Linked DNA regions of Homo sapiens: all the other regions are linked to region 1. Evidence: read pairs that join two places in POLR2A ChIA-PET (ENCODE). Cell type or tissue: Panc1. All regions are shown on one strand.

The links. ChIA-PET counts read pairs that join two places held together with the same protein. Peaks named below come from ENCODE experiments on the same cell type or tissue, not always from the same donor. Only the 100,000 strongest peaks of a DNase experiment are listed, where the experiment ranks them.
Region 2: POLR2A ChIA-PET joins it to region 1 with 18 read pairs; 2 of 35 experiments call an interaction of 5 or more read pairs at or near these places.
Region 3: POLR2A ChIA-PET joins it to region 1 with 11 read pairs; 5 of 35 experiments call an interaction of 5 or more read pairs at or near these places.

Annotation. Positions count from the first base shown.
Region 1 is chr20:38,047,700-38,052,699 of GRCh38, forward strand. It overlaps RPRD1B (regulation of nuclear pre-mRNA domain containing 1B), which reads left to right. Exons shown (of 7, transcript NM_021215.4): 3 at 649-782. Among named protein-coding and RNA genes, the nearest start is that of RPRD1B, 16 kb to the left of the region's middle. In Panc1, no CTCF peak of the experiment used is centred here; a DNase peak (open chromatin) is centred at 2,303.
Region 2 is chr20:37,646,027-37,651,026 of GRCh38, forward strand. No RefSeq gene overlaps it. Among named protein-coding and RNA genes, the nearest start is that of LINC00489, 25 kb to the left of the region's middle. In Panc1, no CTCF peak of the experiment used is centred here; no DNase peak of the experiment used is centred here.
Region 3 is chr20:38,186,485-38,191,484 of GRCh38, forward strand. No RefSeq gene overlaps it. Among named protein-coding and RNA genes, the nearest start is that of TGM2, 24 kb to the left of the region's middle. In Panc1, no CTCF peak of the experiment used is centred here; no DNase peak of the experiment used is centred here.

The DNA.
Region 1 (5,000 bases):
AAACATTTTCTAACTTCTAATTCATATCCTTTGATATAAATTATGAAGGACTGCATTATTAAGTGTGTTCTAAGATTATCAGATACCTTTGTGTGAACCTGGACTATGGACTTAGCCCAGAATTAAAATAATTATGCAGTGGTTAGAACTGGAATGATTCTTGACATATACATGTATGTGATTGTGTTTATACATGTAGAGGTGTTGGTGTGTTAGAATTGATGAGTTGCAGTGAATTTATTTCCTGTTTTAAACATCTGGTTTTTTAAAATCATTTTTCTATCTTTAAGAGTTCTGATCCACTTTTAATTTCCAGCAGAATGTCTGGCATTTTAATTAACGTCTTCTTAAAAAGCAAGCTATCACAACTGATAAGATGGAGTTTTGATAATTTTCTGTCTGTAAAAATTGGCCATTGACTTTTGGTCCTATTTGATTTCAATTATGGCATGATCCCTCCCACTGCACGAAGAATGTAGTTTGTGGTCAAGTTTTGGGTATCCAGGTATTACAATATGTACCTTATTTGGTTTTAAATGTGTAAATCATTTAGTCAGTTGTTGATTTCTTTTTTTTTTAAGTAGGTCTGTCCTAATTAAAAGCAAAAAATCTTAAGCTTATATATATCTTTTCATCTTTTCTGGGCAGAGAGGCAGATGAAGGCTGTAAAAAACCTTTAGAAAGATTGCTGAACATCTGGCAAGAACGAAGTGTGTATGGCGGCGAGTTCATACAGCAGCTGAAGCTGTCTATGGAGGACTCCAAGAGCCCTCCCCCCAAAGGTAGAAACATCACCACATGTTTACAGCTCTTGGTCTTTGCCTACTTTCGAATCAAATATGAAAAGCTGCAGTGGGGTTTGCTGTGAACCACCAGCGATTTTATGATTCTTCAGAGAGACAGATGATCATGAATGATGGTGAGAATTTATGTAGTGCTCACAGCGTGTAAGCCTGGTTCTAGTATTCATGCTATTCATCCTCTCACACCCTGACTTTTGCTCTCTGTTCTCCTTGGCTTGCTTCTGTCTTTCAGAGACTTTCCTTGCACAAGGAAAGGAACAACAAAGTTGTTCAGAGTTGTGGTGAACTAGGAAGTAGCCTGGACTAAGATTTTGTCCTTGCTCTGCCATTAACTACAATAGGACCTTGGATAAGTTTCTTAGCTTTTTAAGAACTTGATTTAATTAAATGTAGATGTGCTTTTGAAACATATCCTTAGGATTGTCAGCATGGTGTCTGTCTAAAGTTGATTGTTTGTTTGTTTTGGAGACAGAGTCTCACCCTGTCATCCAGGCTGGAGTGCAGTGGCGTGATCTCGGCTCACTGCAACCTCCGCCTCCTGGGTTCGAGCCATTCTCCTGCCCCAGCCTCCTGAGTAGCTGAGATTCAGGCACCTGCCACAACACCCGGCTAATTTTTGTATTTTTAGAAGAGACGGGGTTTCACCATGTTTGCCAGGCTGGTCTCAAACTCCTGACCTCAAGTGATCTGCCCGCCTCGGCCTCCCAAAGTGCTGGATTACAGGTGTGAGTCACTGCGCCCAGCTTAAAACTGATTTTGATCTTTACTGAACCCAGGATATCTTTAGGAAGTGCATCTGTGTGTGAATTTTGCAAAGCCCTTAATAAGAGCTTATATTATTTTTTCTTTTTTCTTTCTTTTTTTCTTTTTTTTTTTTTTTTTTTTTGAGACAGAGTCTTGCTTTGTTACCTGGGCTGGAGTGCGGTGGTATGATCTCAGCTCACTGCAACCTCCGCCTCCCGGGTTCAAGCAGTTCTTTGCCTCAGCCTCCCGAGTAGCTGGAATTACAGGCACCTGCCACCATGCCCAGCTAATTTTTGTATTTTTGGTAGAGACAGGGTTTCACCATCTTGGCCAGGCTGGTCTTGAACTCCTGACCTCGTGATCCACCCGCCTCAGCCTCCCAAAGTGCTGATATTATAGGCGTGAGCCACCTCACCTGGCCTATTTTTTTCTTTAAAGAGTAAGATCAAATGTTGTTTAGTTACTTGGCTTCTGGTTAGTTGTGGTTTAATTCTAGTTGGCATGACATGTTTCTTAGCTACAGATCTGATCTGCCTGCATACATGTTTCCTGGAGGATCGAGTCCAAGTACTGATAGTATTGAAGACCCTTTCTATCTGAACTAGCCTGTTTTTCCAGATTCTTCTCCTGCCACTTCCTCACTTACACTGTATTCTTTGGCCAAACTGAATTGCCGACAGTTTACCCTCTGGATGCTCTGTTGGCACTGCTTCCTTTCCATCTGCTGTTACCTCTACTTGATGTCCTTCTACCGCTTTCACTGTGTGATGAACTCATTCTCCAAGAATGCAACTCTCATTCTGACATCTTCCCTGGCTTGTCTGGGCCCATGTGGTCATTCCCTCCTTGTTCTCTGGTACTTTATACATGCATCTGCTATAGAACCTAGTCATGATTAGCATGTGTGACAGTATCCTTCACTGAGTAACCCTTTTGTGTACCCTTCATGATCCTTTCCAGGTCTGGAATTATTTGCATTTTGCAGTGGGTAACTTTCCTGTGAAACCAAAGGTTAGAGGCTTTCTGTGAATGACATAAGTGCTTTCAGACTGCAGGTCATTGTTGTTTTACTTGGTGTTGCTAGAAGATAATTTTAGGATCACTCAGGTGATTGGTAGCTTCTGAAAAGCAAGATGTTTCCTGCTTTGGATTCTGGTGTTTTTATTGTGTCCTTTGGAGGTCTTCAGTACAGCTTTGGGGAATTACTCAGCATTCTTTACTCTGCCTTAGAGTTCATTGGTAAACAGTGCTGGTTTTTAAGAACACCTTTGGGCAAGTAGGAGAGCCTTGAAAGAGGATGTTTGAAGCTAATGTTGAATTTCAATTTAATGTACATTTGCTGGACACATACTTTGAATAAACAGATATGCTAGATGCTATAGGAAAGAGGGAGAAAAGAGTGAGGAATAGGTTTGCACTCTGGGAATGTGTGGAATTTGTGGCAGTGATAGTATTGGGAATAGCTTCAGTGGGTTTCTGATTTTTTTTTGAAAGTCTAGACAGACATTAACAATAATAGAGGCAGTTTCCTCTAGGTAGAGGATAATGCTAATCTAAAGATAATTTCTCTTTCTCTATTCTATAAAGATGAAAACACACATCAAAAGATTTCAACATGTGTGTTAGTCCCAGCTGACTCACTCTGTCTTCACTCTCTGGACCTGAGTTATCAGAATATTTTACCACAGTCCTTTCAAATGTTGATGAGTTCTCGAGAAGTTTATTTCCAAATTTGAGTAGTCCTTTTATATTCCAGCTTTGATTCATGGGTAATTCTTTGTCTTCAGGCAACTTCATGGAGTTTACCTCTGAAATAAAAATTTTTCTATGGAACTTTGACAGTTCTTACAACATTAGAGAATGCATGAGCTTAGGAATTCTGTTTTAGAACTGGGTATTAAGTTTATAAACCTGTCTCTCAAGGTGTTCTAAAGGTGTCTCTCAAAACATCACACTGTACCCTATAAATATATACAATTATTATTTGTCACTTAAAAACAAAATTTAAAAAGTAAGAAAAGGAGAAAAGTTCTCTACTCTTGAGAATACTCAAGGTGTTGCTTGACTGAATGGAACTTTTTTATTTGAGCCACATGTGACTCATGTAGTATACGGTTGTAGAAGGATTTAGAGAGAGAGGGTAGATACAAAGGGACTAGCATTTATTGAGCATCCGTTATGTACCAGCCTCTGCTGGCTGCTTTTCATATTAATTTGTTTTAGATCCTTACAACTACTCTGTGAATTTGGTATTATTTTCATACTTTAGATGAGGATACTGGCTCAAAAAGGTATAGTAATTTTGTTCAGAGAGAGATAATTGGTAAGTGGCGAATTCCCAGGTCTATACGACTTTAAAGCTGATATTCTTCACACTGTCGTATTTCCTGAAAGCACACGGTTTCAATATTGGTAGGAATTTTGGTAGGAATTTGTGAGTAGGTTACCCAGCTTTCCTGGATCTTAATATAGTTTAGCTATTCAGGCTTCCACAGTATGAATCCTAGCTGTCATTTCTTTTTTGAGATGAAGTCTTGCTCTGTCGCCCAGGCTGGAGTGCAATGGCGGGACCTCGGCTCACCGCAACCTCTGCCTCCCAGGTTCAAGTGATTCTCCTGCCTCAGCCTTCCAAGTAGCTGGGATTACAGGCATGTGCCACCACGCCTGGCTAATTTTGTATTTTTAGTAGAGATGGGGTTTCTCCATGTTGGTCAGGCTGGTCCCGAACTCCCAACCTCAGGTGATCCGCCCACCTCGGCCTCCCAAAATGGCAGGATTACAGGCATGAGCCACCACACCCGGCCCCTAGCTGTCATTTCTAAAGCTCTGTGACCTTGGCCATGGCATTTGATCCTTCTGAAGCTCAGATCCTCACTGTACAATATGGCTATTAATGGTAATACCTTCTAGGATAGTGATGAGGATTACTTGAGATAATGCAGGTAAGATATTATCAGTGGGGCAATGATACGAGTTTTGTTTGCCCCTGCCAGTTCTAGTATCTAATGTGCTGAGTTTCTATATATGAACTGGTCGCAAAAGTAAGAAGAGGTTTTTAATATTTTCAGTCCCCCAGTTTTTGTGCGAGGCTGGAGAACATGGTAGCTAAGAGTATGAGTTCTAGGCACAACTTCCCTGGGTTTATGCCTGGATTTGGCTACTCAGTTCAGTGAGATGATAAGGGTAGACAGCTTGTAGAACTGTGCCTCAAATGTTAGACCTTTATCTGTTGTAGGTTCTTTTCTCTCCACAAGTAAAGTTTAATGTGCCTTATTAAAATGTCCTTTATTATGCAGGGATGGAGCAAAGAATGAGGGAGCTGTTGCAAACAATATTTCCTGATCCTTTTCTCATTATAAAAGTAATATAAAGTCTATAGGTGTGGTTTTTTTTGTTGTTGTTAACTAGTCAATTGAAGCAGTGGGAGTAGAGAAGGAACAAAAAAACCTGTAA
Region 2 (5,000 bases), 400 kb before region 1:
CGGGAATCATCTGGCATTCATCTGCGAGAAGAACTTTCAGGAATGGGGCCAGGAGGGGCTCTTGGTGGTCTTGGAGCACAAGGGGGCTATGAGAGAAGAAAAGACTGTCCAGGAGAGACATCTCTGACAGAGCTATTTTGCCAAAGGAAAATTCCATTACCTGTCCACTAGACTGAGACCCCTAGAGAATGGTACCCTGAATCATCTCTGCTGCCTTGTCTAGCAGAGAGGCTTTGGGCAAACTACTTAACCATTATAAGCCTCAGGTTCCTCCTCTATTAAATGGGGATACTCAACTATACATTTTTGGGTCACCATGGCTAATGCTATGTTTCTCAAATTTGCTGTATATTTGCAGGTGGTACATAAAATTTTTATTTTAAGAGTGAAACTTTTTTATCCATCAACTTAAATAAACTTATGCTGGGTATCAAATGACCTTCCCTTAAATCTCAATGACTTTCAACAATAAGGATTTATTTTTTGCACATGCTACTTGGCCATCAGATAGCTTTGGGTCTGCCTTGATTCTGCTCCACGTTGTCATTCTGGGAACCAATTTGAAGGGGTGGCCCTGCCTAGAGCGTGCTAGTAACACGGCAGCAGAAGGAACAACAGCAGAACCCCACAATGGCTCTTAAAGCTCCCATTCAGAAGTGGCATCCAACAGTTGTGCTCAATTTCATTGGCCAAAGCAAGTCATATGGCCAGATCTGATGGTGACGAGGTGGGAAGCATACACCTTTGCAGGGAGGCACCTGGTAAGGAGGGGCCGTGAGTATTGTTGAATAATTATACAATCTAGTGCAGTATTGATTTTCATGCATATTAGAAAAATAGGCCTGTAATTCCAGAACTTTGGGAGGCCGAGGTGGGTGGATCACCTGAGGTCAGGAGTTTGAGACCAGCCTGGCCAACATGGAGAAACCCCTGTCTCTACTAAAAATACAAAAATTAGCTGGATGTGGTGGCACACACCTGTAATCCCAGCTACTTGGGAGGTTGAGACATGAGAATCGCTTGAACCTGGGAGGCAGAGGTTGCAGTGAGATAAGGCAGAGCCACTGCACTCCAGCCTCAGCAACAGAGTGAGACTCTGTCTAACTATGGGGCATGTTGGCTCATGCCTATAATCCCAGCACTCTGGGAAGCCAAGGTGGGAGGATCATTTGAGTTCAGGAGTTTGAGACCAGCCTGGCCAACATGATGAAACCCCATCTCTACTAAAAATACAAAAATTAGTTGGGCATGGTGGCAAACACCTGTAGTTCCAGCTACTTGGGAGGCTGAGACAGGAGAATCGCTTGAACATGGGAGGCAGAGGTTGTAGTGAGCTGAGATTTTGCCACTTTGCTCCAGCCTGGGCAACAGAATGAGACTCTATCTCCAAAAAAAAAAAAAAAAATAACTATACATATATATAGTACAAATATAGAGAGAGAGCAAGAGAGAGAGAATGATAAAACAAACATGGCAGAATGCATACAATTGGCAGGCCTGGGTCTCGGCTCCCTGCAACCTCCACCTCCTGGGTTCAAGCAATTCTCCTGCCTCAGCCTCCTGAGTAGCTGGGATTACAGGCATGTGCCAACACCCCTGGCTGATTTTTGTATTTTTAGTAGAGACGGGGTTTTGCCATGTTGGCCAGGCTGGTCTGGAACTCTTGACCTCAGCAATCTGCCCGCCTTGGCCTCCCAAAGTGCTAGGGTTACAGACGGATCTGATTTCTTAAGGTGAGGCAAAGGTAGAGAGAATAAAAACTAGTTGAGCTAATTTAAAGAATATTAAATAACAGTAGCCAGGTGGGACATTTGGCAAAGTGGGACTTTCACCTCCCATGAGGCATTTGATGTTCCTCACACTTCATCGGGGTCCTCTGGCTGGCAGCCCCCTTCTCATTCATTCATTCCATACCCCCTTATTGAGCACCTACTGTGTGCTAGGCACCTGTTGGGCACTGAGGAGTCAATAGTGAATGATACGAGGCAGACACAGGTCCTCCCTGGAGAGGCTGACAGCCTCATGGAGGTGTTGGGATAGGAAGACATGCAGTGAGTGGTCTAGGGAGCCCCGTGCCAGCTGCTATTGTCCCTGTGGGGAAAGACAGGCTGTCTAGTGGCTCACCACTGGCAGTTGGTGTTGGGGGAACCATCACATGCTATACCTCCTAACAAGGGACAGTTGTGTCACTGGGCCCACATAACAGTGTCTCTGTGTGAGCAGGGGGCAGGGAGCAGATGGGCAAAGTCACAGTATGCACTGAACACCTTCCTGGATGCTTATTTGTTGCCGAAATTTGTTGTCATGGGGGCTGAATAACTTATTGTTTTTATATTAAAAGAAACAGAAGGACTGGGAAGGGGCACAAGAGCATGTTTTAGGATGATTAAAATGTTCACTTTCGTAGGCTGGGCACGGTGGCTCATGCCTGTAATCCCAGCACTTTCGGAGGCCAAGGCAGGTGGATCACTTGAGGTCAGGAGTTCAAGACCAGCCTGGCCAACAAGGCGAGACCTCATCTCTAGTAAAAATACAAAAATTAGCTGGGCATGGTGGCAGGTGCCTGTAATCCCAGCTAATTGGGAGGCTGAGGTAGGAGAATTGCTTGAAACCAGGAGGCAGAGGTTGCAGTGAGCCGAGATTGCACCACTGCACTCCAGCCTGGGTGATAGAGTGAGACTCGGTCTCAAAAAAATTTTTAAAAAGCTTATTTTCTTGATCATGGTGGTAGTTCCATGGTTGTATAAATTTCAAAACTCACTGAAATGTACACTTTAAATGAATGAGTTTTATCATATGTAAATTACACTCCAATAAAGCCGATTTACAAAAGAATTTTTTACAGGAGTATGAAAATTATACATTATTTTGGAGAGGCTCAGAGAAGTTGAGTAACTTGCCCAGGATCAAAAAACTACTGACGGGAGATGAAGGAAAAGAGACCCGGGTGTGCCTGACCCCGGGATTAACTACAATTGGTACATGCCTTTCATTCATCTGCATAAAAAAAAGCGACTTCCATTTTGAAAAGCAACATTCTCAAACAGCATAGAATCTACCCTAGTCATAAAGATTTCAGAATTAGAAGGGAATTAAGTGGCCTCAGAGTTCTGTCTCCTTCCTCCTCTGCCCAATGACACACATAGAAGCCCTGCCCTTCTCTTTGGCCTTGATTGACCTCTGAGTCAAGCCTTTGAGAGTCACCCTGGACACTTCCATCTATTGTTTTTTCTTTTTTTTTTTTGAGATGGAGTCTTGCTCTGTCTCCCAGGCTGGAGTGCTGGGATTACAGGTGTGAGCCACTGCGCCCAGCCCACTTCCATCTATTCTTGTATTCTTGTATCAGTTAAGCCTCCCTCACTCTCAGCCTCTGTCTCCTCTTTTCTGCCCTGGCCCTGGGGTTTCGGAGGCTCGGCCCACCTTGTCCTACCCCAGCTAAACATCTTTGTGTCACCCTTGCTGTTTATTCTTCCACAGTCTGGGAGACCAGGAGGGGACCCTTTGATCTGGGTGGGAAGCAGGGACCATTTGAGAGGGTTTGCCATTGACCTACTTTATAGATGAAGAAAGAAGGCTCAGAGAGGTAGAGGACCTGCGTGAGGTTAAACAGTTTGCACGGGATAGAGCCTGAACCCACCCAGATCTGTCTGATTCCAGATCCCAGGCCCTTACCCAGAAAGATAGTAGGAGGCCAAGTCATGAGGCTGAGGGTTGGGTCGGGGGAAGGCAGAGGGTGTGAGAAGTCTCTTTCAAACTCCCTTCATTCCAGAATCAGCTCTGTCAATGGCTTAGAAAACCCCAGTCCCTGAAGGGACAGGGCTGCCAGGGCCTCTTGCCGAGTGACTGCAGACCACATTTTTCTTAATCTTAATTGAAAACTGTTCAAGTAGAAAAATCATTTCACTGCTTCATCTCAGAAAGGAAAAGAAGAAGGGAGAAGGGAGGGCTCGGGTTGGGTTGGGGGATGGAGGATTTAGCCAGAGAGGAAAGGCTGTGGCTATCGAGGGCTTGGTCCCTACCTGCCCTGGGCCTGCCACTAGGCCTTGCCCAATTGGGCCTCCCTGAGCCCCAGGGCTTGGGGGGTTGGGTCTGCCGGGCTACTGATGCAGTCAGTCATAAGTACGAGGGTCCCACCATGTACCACGCAGATCCTTGGCCGGGATCCCAGAACAATGAAACACCGTCAGATGCAGCTCCTAGGGCCTGGGAACTAGGGGCTTCTAGTTCCTCCCCTCCTCCTCTTCCTCTTTCATTCATTCCTTCCCTCCTTCAACCAATATTTATTGAGCATCTGCAATGTGTCTGCTACTGTTTCAGAATATACAAATAGCTCCTGCCCTCCTGGAATGCACTGTCTAGCAGGGAAGGCAAATCATCAGATAAATAGAGAATAACACACTGAATTTAGCTCTGAAGAAACGGGGAGAGTGGGGTGAGCAATTATTCTATAGGCATGGGTGGGAATTGTGATTTAGGCTGAGCAGTCAGGGAGGGTCTCCTGGAGGAGATGGTATTACAACAAAGGCACAAAGGGTGGGTAGGAGTTATCCAGGCAAAGGCAGAGGTGGGGTCAGTGGTGGGAGTGGGATAGCACCCCCAGGACAGAGGGAGGTGCTGGAAAGGCTAGACTCTTAAGCAAGACTGATTGGGTTCAAATTCCAGCTCTGTCACTAGCCAGCTGAGTGATCCTGGAACAAGTTAACTAACCTCTCTGTGCCTTAATTTTCTCATTTGTAAACAGAGGATTATTGTGAGGATTAAGTGGGTTTACATAGATAATATGCTACAATGGTGCCTGGACAGCACTATTGTAAGCAAACAAAAAGCCCCAGCCTGTGCAAAGGCACTAGAGCAGGCAACTGCAAAGTAAGTCATCGAAGTCAACAAAGGAACAGGCTTTATCCCAGGGCAAACACAGATTGGGTACATGCCGTGGAAATCCATGCTGTGCTCCAGAAAAAATGGAGGCTAAAATCCTGTATCTGCCGGGTAGTCAGAGC
Region 3 (5,000 bases), 140 kb after region 1:
TGCTGGTGTATAGAAATATAATTGCTTTTTATGTATTGATTTTACATACAGGTTGCACAACCTTGCTGAATTTGTTTATTAGTTTTAGTAATTTTCTAGTTGATTCCTTACCATTTTCTTGTATATAAAAGATTATATCATCTGCAAATATGGTTTTATTTCTTTCCCATCTGGATGTCTTTTATTTCATATTCTTAACTAATTGCTCTGGTTAGAACCTCCAGTACGATGTTGAATAGAAGTGGCAAGAATGGGCATCGCTGTCTTGTTCCTGATCTTTGGGAGGGAAACATCTAATCTTTTGCCAGGAAGTATGATGTTAGCCGTAGGTTTTTCATCGATGCCCTTTATCAGGTTAAGGGCACCTATTTTTTTGAAGGCTTTTGTTTTGTTGTGTGAATCATGCTTCTTTGAGATACCAGTCATTCTTTCTTGGCTACTCCCTTGGCCACATAATTCCCATGACAAGCTGGGTCACTACAAAGGAATAGCCTTCAGAAATGACCAAAATTCTCCAGGTAATGAAAAATCAGCAGAAAGGGGGAGGAGGGGTGGAGGAGGGAGGGGGGAGGACGGGGGAACACACATCCTCTTCCTTGATCCAATTACAATACTCCTGCTTGTGCAACCAAATACAGAACTGGCCCTTTGGTGACTGTAATTAAAATGTGGGTCCCTGGCTGGGCACAGTGGCTCACGCCTGTAATCCCCAGCACTTTGGGAGGCTGAGGCGCACAGATCACCTGAGATCAGGAGTTCAAGACCAGCCTGGCCAACATGGCAAAACCCTGTCTCTACTAAAAACACAAAAAAATTAGCTGGGTGTGGCAGGATGCGCCTGTAGTCCCAGCTACTCAGGAGGCTGAGATAGGAGAATTGCTTGAAGCCGGGAGGCAGATCGCGCCACTGCACTCCAGACTGGGAGACAGAACGAGACTCCATCTCAAAAAAAAAAATGTGGGTCCCTTTATGAGCTTTCAACTAAATTAGTGGTTCTCAACCCTCAGTCCAAAGCACCCCCCACTTTAATCACTTTTTAATTGAGGTATAGCATTGTGACAGTTGATTCTATGTGTCAACTTGGCTAGGCCACCATCTTTTTAAAGATGAAATTAGTATTTAAATCAGCCGAATTGAGTAAAGCAGATCACGAAGGTAAAGCAGCAGACAGAGTGAAGCAATCTGATTACCGTGTGGGTGGGCCTTGGTCAATCCATTAAAAGCCTTCATAGGAAAGGACTGAGTTCTGCCAGCAGGCGGCCTTCAGACTTGAACTGCAATGTCAGCTCTTTTCTGGGTCTCCGGCCTGCCAGCCTAGCCTGCAGATTTGGGACTTGCCAGCCTCCAGTCATGTAAGCCAATTCCTTAAAATAAAATAAATCTCTCCCCTCTTCTCTGCTCTCTCTGTCTCTCTCTCTGTCTCTCTCTACACACATACACACACACACACACACACACACACACACACCCCTATTGGTTCTGTTTTCTGTTTCTCTGGAGAACCCTAATACGAGCCTATATACAGAAGAGTGCACATCACTGTACAACTTGATACATTTTTACAAACTGAACCCATCAGATCACGAAACAGGAACATGACCATCACCCCGGAAGTTCCCCTTGTGCTTCCATCCACCCTCCATCCCCCACAGGTAATCACTGTCCTGCCTTTTAATAGCATGGATGAGTTGTGCTGATTCTAGAACTTTCTATAAGTGGTGTCACTCAGCACGCACTCTTTTGTGGCTGGCTTCTCTCACTCAACCTTATGCTCGTGTGAGACCCATCTGTACTGCCAAGTGTAGTTGTGAGTGACTGATTCTTCCTTCTGTGGGTGCTCCATTGTGTGGCTCACCTCAGTTTATGCATCCATTCAGCTTCGAGATATTCAAGATATTCATGTTGTTTCCAGTTTGGAACTATTACAAATGGTGCTGCTGTAAACATTCTTGCACATATCTTTTTTTTTTTTTTTTTTTCAGACAGGGTCTCACTCTGTCACCCAGGCTGGAGTGGTGTGCCACCATCAGGGCTCACTGCAGCCTCTACCTCCCTAGGCTCCAGCGATCCTCCCACCTCAGCCTCCCAGGTAGCTGGGACTACAGGTGCGTGCCACTATACCTGGCTAATTTTTGTATTTTTTGGTAGAGACGAGGTTTTTTCACGTTGCCCAGGCTGGTCTCAAACTCCTGGGCTCAAGCAATCTACCACCTCGGCCTCCAAAAGTGTTGGGGTTACAGCCATGAGCCCCTGCACCTGGCCACATATCTTTTGATGAACACGTGAACACATTGTAGCTGGGTTTAAACCCACAAGTGTGATTACCCAAGCCCCCTTTCTCTATCAAACATTTTAAGCTTTCTTTCATTTAAATGTTCGAAATGAAACTTATGGATGATAATGCACACACACATCAATGCAATGTCTCTAATATAAAGGAGACATAAAATGGAAGTGACTTATGATAAAATAATGTGTATTTCAATATATTCTTGGGCACAACGACCCCAGAAGGCATAATGAAGATGCCAGAACCCTGTATGCCCATAATTAGTAAGTCTGGATTCCAGAGATGTAAGTAGACCAGACGCCATGGCACAAAAGAAGTCAGAAAAATGAAATGGCAGGAGGTGAGGGTGAAGATTAAAATCTGCTGTTTGGGCAAGACATAACAGACTTGACTTATTTGTATGTGATAACAGAAAGAAAGACTTTAATTGGAGTAAGGAGAGTACCCCAAGACACGCTGCCGCCTGTCAGTGGGGGAAATAAGGAAGGTGAGCCTCAGTGTGCAGTGACAAAGAATTCCCATTTTATGACACAGGCCACGGTAGCTGTGTGGTCACCCAGAAAATGCATCTTCCTTGAAAATCCCATCTGCAATGGAGGGGTGCATTCTGCCTTCAGATCCCTCATGAGGCAGAGGCGACATGCAGATAGATCATGAAAGCAGCTTTAATCCAAAATGCTGTGAAGGAGCCATGTGGGGCACCTATGGAAACAATTTCTGAGCAAGATTGGAAAACAAATGGTGACCCCATCATCTCAATGTATCCTTTTCACAACATAGATTCAAAACGATCATCCTTATGGTCATTTTGTGAGATTCAGTGAGATTTCTTGCATCTCTACTAATTTACTAATACTTGTCTCTAAGATTGTAAAAAAGAGTCACACATCTCCTCTATTATAAGTATCTGCAGTTGGTTTCACTGTTTTTGCTGTAACTGCATTCATGCCCTGGAACCCTTTTCCTCTAGATATGTAGCTGGCAATGGTTTAACACATTGACTAGACAGGCTGTGAGGAATGAGAATGTTATTCAATAATTGACTCACTGTCATTGCATTTATGTGTCCTTGTCAATAACAACCTTTTTCTAAGTTATTGAGTTTTTCACGTAACTTCTTGTAGAAACCTTTCAGTACTGCAATGTACTAAACGCTGACCTATATGTAGTTGTCATAGGTTTGCATCTGGCAGACGTTCGAAAGCTATGAAGGATGTTGGGCAAATTTCTGTTGTGTGGGGCTGTCCCATCCATTGTGGGGTGCCCAGCATTCCCGATTCTTGCCCTGTAAATGTCACTAGAGCCCCCAGTGCAAAAACGACCCCCCATGAATTATGTAAAATGTCCCCTAGAGAACTACTGATTTAAACCCACTCCATCTCAATCTTAACCTTTTCACCCCACACTAAGTTGTTGGCATTTGAGTCCAAGGTCGGGGGTTGGTAGTGACTCTTATTATATTGTTTTTCATTTCTTTTTAGAGACAGGATCTTGCTTTGTCACCTGGGTTGGAGTGCAGTGGCACATTCAGAGCTCACTGCAGCCTCGATCACTGGGGCTCAAGCGATCCTCCCACCTCAGCCTCCTGAGTAGCTAGGTCTACGGGTGCGTGCCAACACGCCCAGCTAAATTTTTTGGTGTGTTTTTTGTAGAGACAGGGTGTCTCTATGTTGCCCAGGGTTGTCTTAAGCTTCTGGCCTTAAGACAAGGCCAGAAGTGGTGATCCTCCCTCCTCAGCCTCCCAAATTGCTGGGATTACAGGCACAAGCCACTGTGCCCAGCCATTCTTATTATATTTTATTTTCTTATATTCAGCCCATCGGTCCTGCTGGTCAGGGTCTTTGGACATCCTGGTTCTGATATCCAATGCCTTATTGCCCCTCCTAGCTGTGCTGTACTGGGCCATCTTCCCACCTTAAAATGATTTATAGACATGTTGAACAGGATGGGGCTGGGGACAGAGCCCCGTGACATTCCACTGTGGACCTTTGTCAACGGCAATAGCAAGCTGATCGTTGATATCTTCTGGCTTCTGGTTATCATAGGGATACAGCCCAGCTTCCATCAATTTGTTCTTCCAGTGCCTAAATGTTAGAACTCCATGCAGGTGGAAAGAGTGTATCTCAGAAGACAGAAGTGACTTGCCCAGGCTCACTCAGCAAGTCAGAGTCAGAGCAGGGGCAAAGTAAGCTGCCTGAGGCTGACCCACTCCAGGGCTTAGGGGATTTAAATTCCTCTGATGGCTACTCAGCAGCTCAGAGTGGACCATGCACTGCTCTGATCTAGCCTAAAAAGGGGTGGAATCCGAGGGCCTGCCCCAGCCAAGCACACGGTGTCCATTAGCCTATTTTGGCATCTGGTCTGACTCTGGAGAATGGGCAGGGGGCCAGTGCTCTGCAGAGAGGGTGGGTTGAGCAGACCCATCTGATTAGAGGCACCAGCAGCTGCCTACTCAGGCTTCTGGGACAGAGTGACGGACAGAGCCCCCACATGCTCTGTGCTTCAGACCTAAGAACATAATCTCTACCCTCTGGGCCTCAGTTCTGCTACCTGTAAAGTGGGAGCAATTCCTCCTCCCTTGCTTACTTCCCAGAGGTATTGTAAGGAACCAGCAAAGAGGACTAGACTGTTTAGGCCTTCTAGAACATTCCAAACACATTGTCCTTTGCTCTGAGAGAAATGGGAGCCACTGAAGGAGTTTGAACAGAGG